Regions from separate parts of the Homo sapiens genome. Here region 1 is linked to region 2. A link is an interaction called in ENCODE POLR2A ChIA-PET data of the cell type or tissue named here. Cell type or tissue: Caco-2. All regions are shown on one strand. Links, peaks and the distances in the headings refer to the core of each region. The heading gives the core; the rest is flanking DNA.

Evidence for each region. ChIA-PET counts read pairs that join two places held together with the same protein. Peaks named below come from ENCODE experiments on the same cell type or tissue, not always from the same donor. Only the 100,000 strongest peaks of a DNase experiment are listed, where the experiment ranks them.
Region 1: POLR2A ChIA-PET joins it to region 2 with 10 read pairs; 11 of 35 experiments call an interaction of 5 or more read pairs at or near these places.

Annotation. Positions count from the first base shown.
Region 1 is chr6:27,755,888-27,758,801 of GRCh38, reverse strand. No RefSeq gene overlaps it. Among named protein-coding and RNA genes, the nearest start is that of TRV-AAC1-5, 3.9 kb to the right of the region's middle. In Caco-2, for the core only: no CTCF peak of the experiment used is centred there; a DNase peak (open chromatin) is centred at 1,381; H3K4me3 peaks cover 671 bases.
Region 2 is chr6:27,673,830-27,676,743 of GRCh38, reverse strand. No RefSeq gene overlaps it. Among named protein-coding and RNA genes, the nearest start is that of TRS-CGA3-1, 2.8 kb to the right of the region's middle. In Caco-2, for the core only: no CTCF peak of the experiment used is centred there; no DNase peak of the experiment used is centred there.

The DNA.
Region 1 (2,914 bases), core at 149-2,648, 82 kb before region 2:
AGTAATAGGCCAGGCGCAGTGGCTCACACTTGTAATCCCAGCACTGTGGGAGGCTGAGTCAGGCAGATCACTGGAACTCAGGAGTTCGGAGGGGGAAAAAAACCAAGCCTGCGCGCTCTGAGCCCCACCCCCCATTCCCCATGGTGTCTGAGTAGGCTCCCAGGGCGAGCAGGATCCCTCCTCACAGGCGAGACTGGCTTCCTTGGAAAACCAATAGTCGGACTTGCGAGTTTTCCTCCAAGATAATTTTCTCAGGGACTTCTAAATGTGGTGCTGTACGCCTATGGTCCTAGCTACTTGGCAGGCTGAAGTCGAAGGATTGCTTGAGCCCTGGAGGTCTAAGCTGTAGTGAGCCGAGATCGCGGCCACTGCACTCCAGCTTGGGTGACAGAGCAAGACTCTGTCAAAACAAACAAACAAAACACACACACACACACAATGTAAACCAGGAATAGAAGGAAACTTCCTCAACTTGATAATGCCCAATTATGAAAAACATACAACTAATATCATTCTCAACAGCGAAAGACTGAAAATTTTTCTCCTACAATCAGGAATAATGGGTGCCCACTTTCACCATGTTATTCAGCACAGTATTGGCAAGGAAAAAGTAAAATTATCTATGTTCACAGATAACATGACTTTTTTTTGAGAGAGAGATGGGATCTCTCTTTGTCACCCAGGCTGGGATGCAGCAGAGCAATTATGCCTCACTGAAGCCTCGACTTCCCTGGTTCAAGCGATTACCCTGCCTCATCCTCCGGAGTAACTGGGACCACAGGCGCCTGCCACCATGCCCGGCTAATAAAAAAAATTTTAGAGACTAGGGTCTCGCTATGTTGCCCGTGTTGCCCAGGCTGGTCTCGAACTCCTGGGCTCAGGCGATCCTCCTACCTTGGCCTCCCAAAGTGCTGGGATTACAGGTGTGAGCCACCAAGCCTGGCCGTGACATGATTTTTATATATAGAAAACCCTGAAAATTACACACACACACTCAAACACACACACACACAAACTGTTACAGCAAATAAAGAAATTTAGCAAAATAAGGATAAACAACCACATGAGTTCCAGCAGAGAGCGCGGTGGGAAGCGGAGCGCGGCCAGCTGCTCTGGGGCCCTGCAGACCCTCTGGTCTTGGACCTGAGGAGGAGACGGGGGCCCGGCCCCGCGGCGGCCTCTGCTCTGCAGGCTCCCAGAGTCCTTGCTGTGTCTCCCACCGGCCAGGCCCAGGCCTGAGGCAGCGTCGAACCTCTCTTCACTTCCCACCTCGGTGACCTGGTGGCCCTCTGGTCTTCCAGAAAACCCTGCCGGGCCTAGACTAAGCCCCCGCTGGCCGCCAGGACGCAGCGCCTTTGTGTGGCGGCGGGTGTCGGGGGCGGGAAGAATCGCGCGGAAGCTGCCGGGGTGTGCAGGGACCGGGAAGGCGGAGCTAGGGATGCAGGTTCGGTCGCCTCTTTAGGCCACTGCGCCACGCAGATTGGGTCCAGAAGGTGCCGTTAAGTTTCTTCCCAGAAACTGTCAAGGTGCTGGTATGTTTCTTGCCCTTGCACTTTTAGTGTACTAAAATCAACGGCCAAACTCTACTCTTTATAGCAATCAAAGTATTCACCCATGCGCCCAATTTCTTTGCAAATGCCAAGCAAGAAAACCTCAGGTAGATGGAGGGAGCAGATAATTTGACTTTTTTTTTCTTTAATTTCACTATAGTGTCCTCCTCCACACATACAAGGATGAAGTTTTGTTTTTTAAGATGAAACAAATTTGTCATTAATGAAAGGATTGTCAAAATCTTCCCAAAGGTCCTCAGCTTCTGAATCACCTGGAAGCTTCTAAAAATTAAGACTTGTGGGCCATACCAGAGACCCTCTGCACTAGAAGGGGGTATGGCAAGGAATCTTAGGAATAGTCCACCTGGAGAATCACTAGCGTAAGTTCTGGGCCTCACATTCCCTCAGAAGAGTCCCATGAACCTGTGGTCAGCAGCTTAGGGCTGGTCTTCTTTACTGATCTGAGGGACAATGGGAAGCTTAGGACTCCCTGCATGGCATCTCTCCCGCCCAGGGGAGAACAGCTCAACAAATTTCCTCATTAACTACAAAGTTAAATGGAAGCATATGCTATGAAAATGCCACAAAAAGCTGTTGCTAGATGAAAATGTCTAAATTTGCTTTAAATTATCATGGGGGCTTGGCAGAGGGAGGAGAGACTAATTGTTGAAGTAGGATCATGGAAATAAGGAGGTCCATAATATTCTCTATAATCTTTTTTTGTCATAAACAGGGGTTTATAAAACTACCTAGTATAGCATGGTGGTCAAGAACACCAGTTCTGGAGACAAACACACCTGGTGGTGTCCTTTCCTAGCTAGCATAACCTCAGCACATTGTTCAAGCCTTAACTTGCTCAAATGTAAACCCGAAATGACAGGGATAGATCTTGACTCAGGAGGCTTGACAAGGCTAAAAGTAATACTAAAAATAAAAGCAGTAACTACTTCTGTAAGTTGAGCACTGTCTGAAACACTTCAGGGAGTTTTTCTTAATTGAGTTTATGATAATTCTATGAGGTACACACTGTATCCATATCCATTTTACCAGCACAGACAGAGTCATGAAGAAGCCAAATAGCTTGCCTGAAACCCTACATATGATGAGAAAGTGGCAGAGGAAGGAATTGTACTCAGATATTTTGGCTCCAAAGATCCCTGCCAGATCTGCCCTGCCAGTTCATAAGGACTAAGAAGATGCCTCCTCTCTATACTACCATCCAAATGCTTCGCAATCTGTACGTCTGTTGCTCCACTTTTTGCTTATGGCATATTGGCTGCTCATGTTCCTCTTTCTTCTCCTTGAGAGTTAGGATTGTGTAATCTTGTCCTGCATGCCTCTGGTACTCCTAGTGACAACATAGG
Region 2 (2,914 bases), core at 232-2,731:
TCAAATACACTGTCTTCCTCTAAGTCTCCCTGGAAGACTAGAAAGATCTCTAGGCAGGAAATCTGAATATCTGAGCTTCAGTCTTAGTGTTTATTATGTTGTGTCCTTGGGAAACTCAGTGACCTCTCTGAATTTTATTTTCTAATCTGTGAAATGGGATAATGAAACCTGTATTCTAATGTATTTTCAACAAATATTTATTGAATGTCACCCATATCTCTTCTAGGTATTAGTAATCTGACAGGAAACAAATATCTTGCCCTCATGGAGTTTGCATTCTCATAGGGAAGACAGAGAATATACAAAATAAATAAGTTATATAGTGTGTTTTTAAAATGATCGTAAGTGGGCCAGGCGTCGTGGCTCATGTCTGTAATCCCAGCACTTTGGGAGGCCGAGGCAGGTGGATCACCTGAGATCAGCAGTTCAAGACAAGCCTGGCCAACATGGCAAAACCCCATCTCTATTAAAAATACAAAAAGTAGCAGGGCGTGGTGGCACACTCCTGTAATCCCAGCTACTCGGGAGACTGAGGCAGGATACTTGCTTGAGCCCAGGAGATGGAGGTTGCAGTGAGCCGAGATCATGCCAGTGCATTCCAGCCTGGCAGACAGAGTGAGATTCTGTCAAAAAAAAAAAAAAAAAAAAACTGAGCCCTGAGATATCCTGGTACAAGGATGGAGGAGAGCAGGAGGAACCAGCAAAAGAGAAATTGAAGGAGAAAGACAATGAGTGGTGAAAAAATAGACAAATAGATCAATGACAAACAATAATGACAAATAGATCTAGAGAGACCAGAAATAGACCTGTACAAACATGGTAGTCAAGTAGTCAATCTTTGACAAAGAAGCAAAGGCAACACAATAGAGCAAAGATAGTCTTTTCAACAAATGGAAACAATTGAACAACTGAACTTCCACATGCAAAACAGTGAACCTAGACACAGACACACCCTTCACAAATATTAACTCAAAATGGATCATAGCTCTAAATATAAAATGCAAAACTGTTAAGCTAAAATATAACAGGAGAAAACCTAGATGACCATGGATATGGCAATGACATTTTATTTTATTTTATTACTCAATTAGAAAATGTTAATGAAGGATCAGGCCCAATATTAGCATAAACTACCTCAGTATCAATAAAAGATATTTTTAAAATCAGAAATAATTAAAGTGACACATACCTATTTTGTTTTTTTTATTAACTACATGGGCACCCATGAGAGGATTCTAATGATTCTAATAATCTTAGGATTGTCAGAAGTAACATATGGAAGAAGAAATAAGATAAAAGACCTACAAAAGGCCAGGCACAGTGGCTCACGCCTGCAATCTCAGCACTTTGGGAGGCCAAGGCGGGCGGATCACGAGTTCAGGAGATCGAGACCAACCTGGCTAACATGGTGAAACCCCGTCTCTACTAAAAATACAAAAAATTTGCTGGGCGAGGTGGCACGCGCCTGTAGTCCCAGCTACTCCGGAGGCTGAGGCAGGGGAATTGCTTGAACCCAGGAGGTGGAGGTTGCAGTGAGCTGAGATCTCGCCACTGCACTCCAGCCTGGGCAACAGAGCGAGAGACTCCGTTTCAAAAAAAAAAAAAAAAACCTAAGACAGTTGCTCATAAAGAAAGCAAGAAAGCAACAAAGCTAAGACTCCCACTCAGAGAGTGGGCAGTACTTCCTCTCGCTAGGGGCAGGTCAAAAGGAGGACTCCCACGGGAGCCTAGCTTGGGTCCCAGTTGGCAGAAAAATATAAACAGATGTTCTGTTGGGCGACTCGAATAATTCTTATTTTTATATACAATCTTTCAGAAAAGAACTATAATAATTATGATGTGATACTATTCTAGAGAATAACTAATTGATATTTTTACTTTATTAACCTTTTTTCTTGTGTGCATACAAACATGCACATATACACAGTTTTGGAGGAAAAGACAGTTATAGTTCATAGTTTACTATAAATGCTTATCATCCAACTCAATAGAAATTTTCTACAAATGCGTATCATACAATTCGAGAGAAATCTATGTGCTCCAGAATGTACAAAAGTTATGCAATGTTCCAAAGAGTGTCATTGTCACCTCTGGTTTTTTGTTTTCTTTAAAGACAAGGTTTCACTCTGTCATCCTAGTGCAGTGATGTGATTATGGCTCATTGCAACCTCTGACTCCCAGGCTCAAGCAATCCTTCCACATCAGCCTCCCAAGTAGCTGGGGCTACAGGCGTGTTCCACCACACATGACTAAGCAATCACATTTTAGATAAAACATCAAAGATATGTCCCATGAAAGAAGTAATAAACGTCATTAAAATTTAAAATTCTACTCTGCTAGAGATAATATCAGAAGAGTGAGAAGACACAGATTAAAGAAAATATTTGCAAAAAGCTTATGTAATGAACAACTTATTCAAAATATGCAAAGGACTCTTAAAACTAAACAGCAGGAACACAACCCAATAAAAAAATAGGCTAAAGACCCTAACAGATATTGCTAAAGAAGATATACAGATGGCCAATGAGCATAAGAAAAGATGCTCCACATTATATGTAAACAGACAGATGTATTATTGTTTTAATTGTATTATACCACTCACTACCCACCTATTAGAATGGCCAAAATCTGGAACACTGACCACACCTACACTGGTGAGGTTATGGAGCAACAGAAACTCTCATTCATTGTTGGTGGGAATGAAAAATGGTACAGCTACTTTGGAAGACAGTTTGGTGGTTTCTTACAACACTAGACATACTTTTATTATATGATCCAGCAATCACACCCCTTGGCAACTATGCAAAGGAGCTGAAAACATGTCTACACAAAACCTGCACATAAATGTTTATAGAAGCTTTATTCATAATTGCCAAAAGTTGGAAGTAACCAATATGTCTTTCAGTAGGTAAAT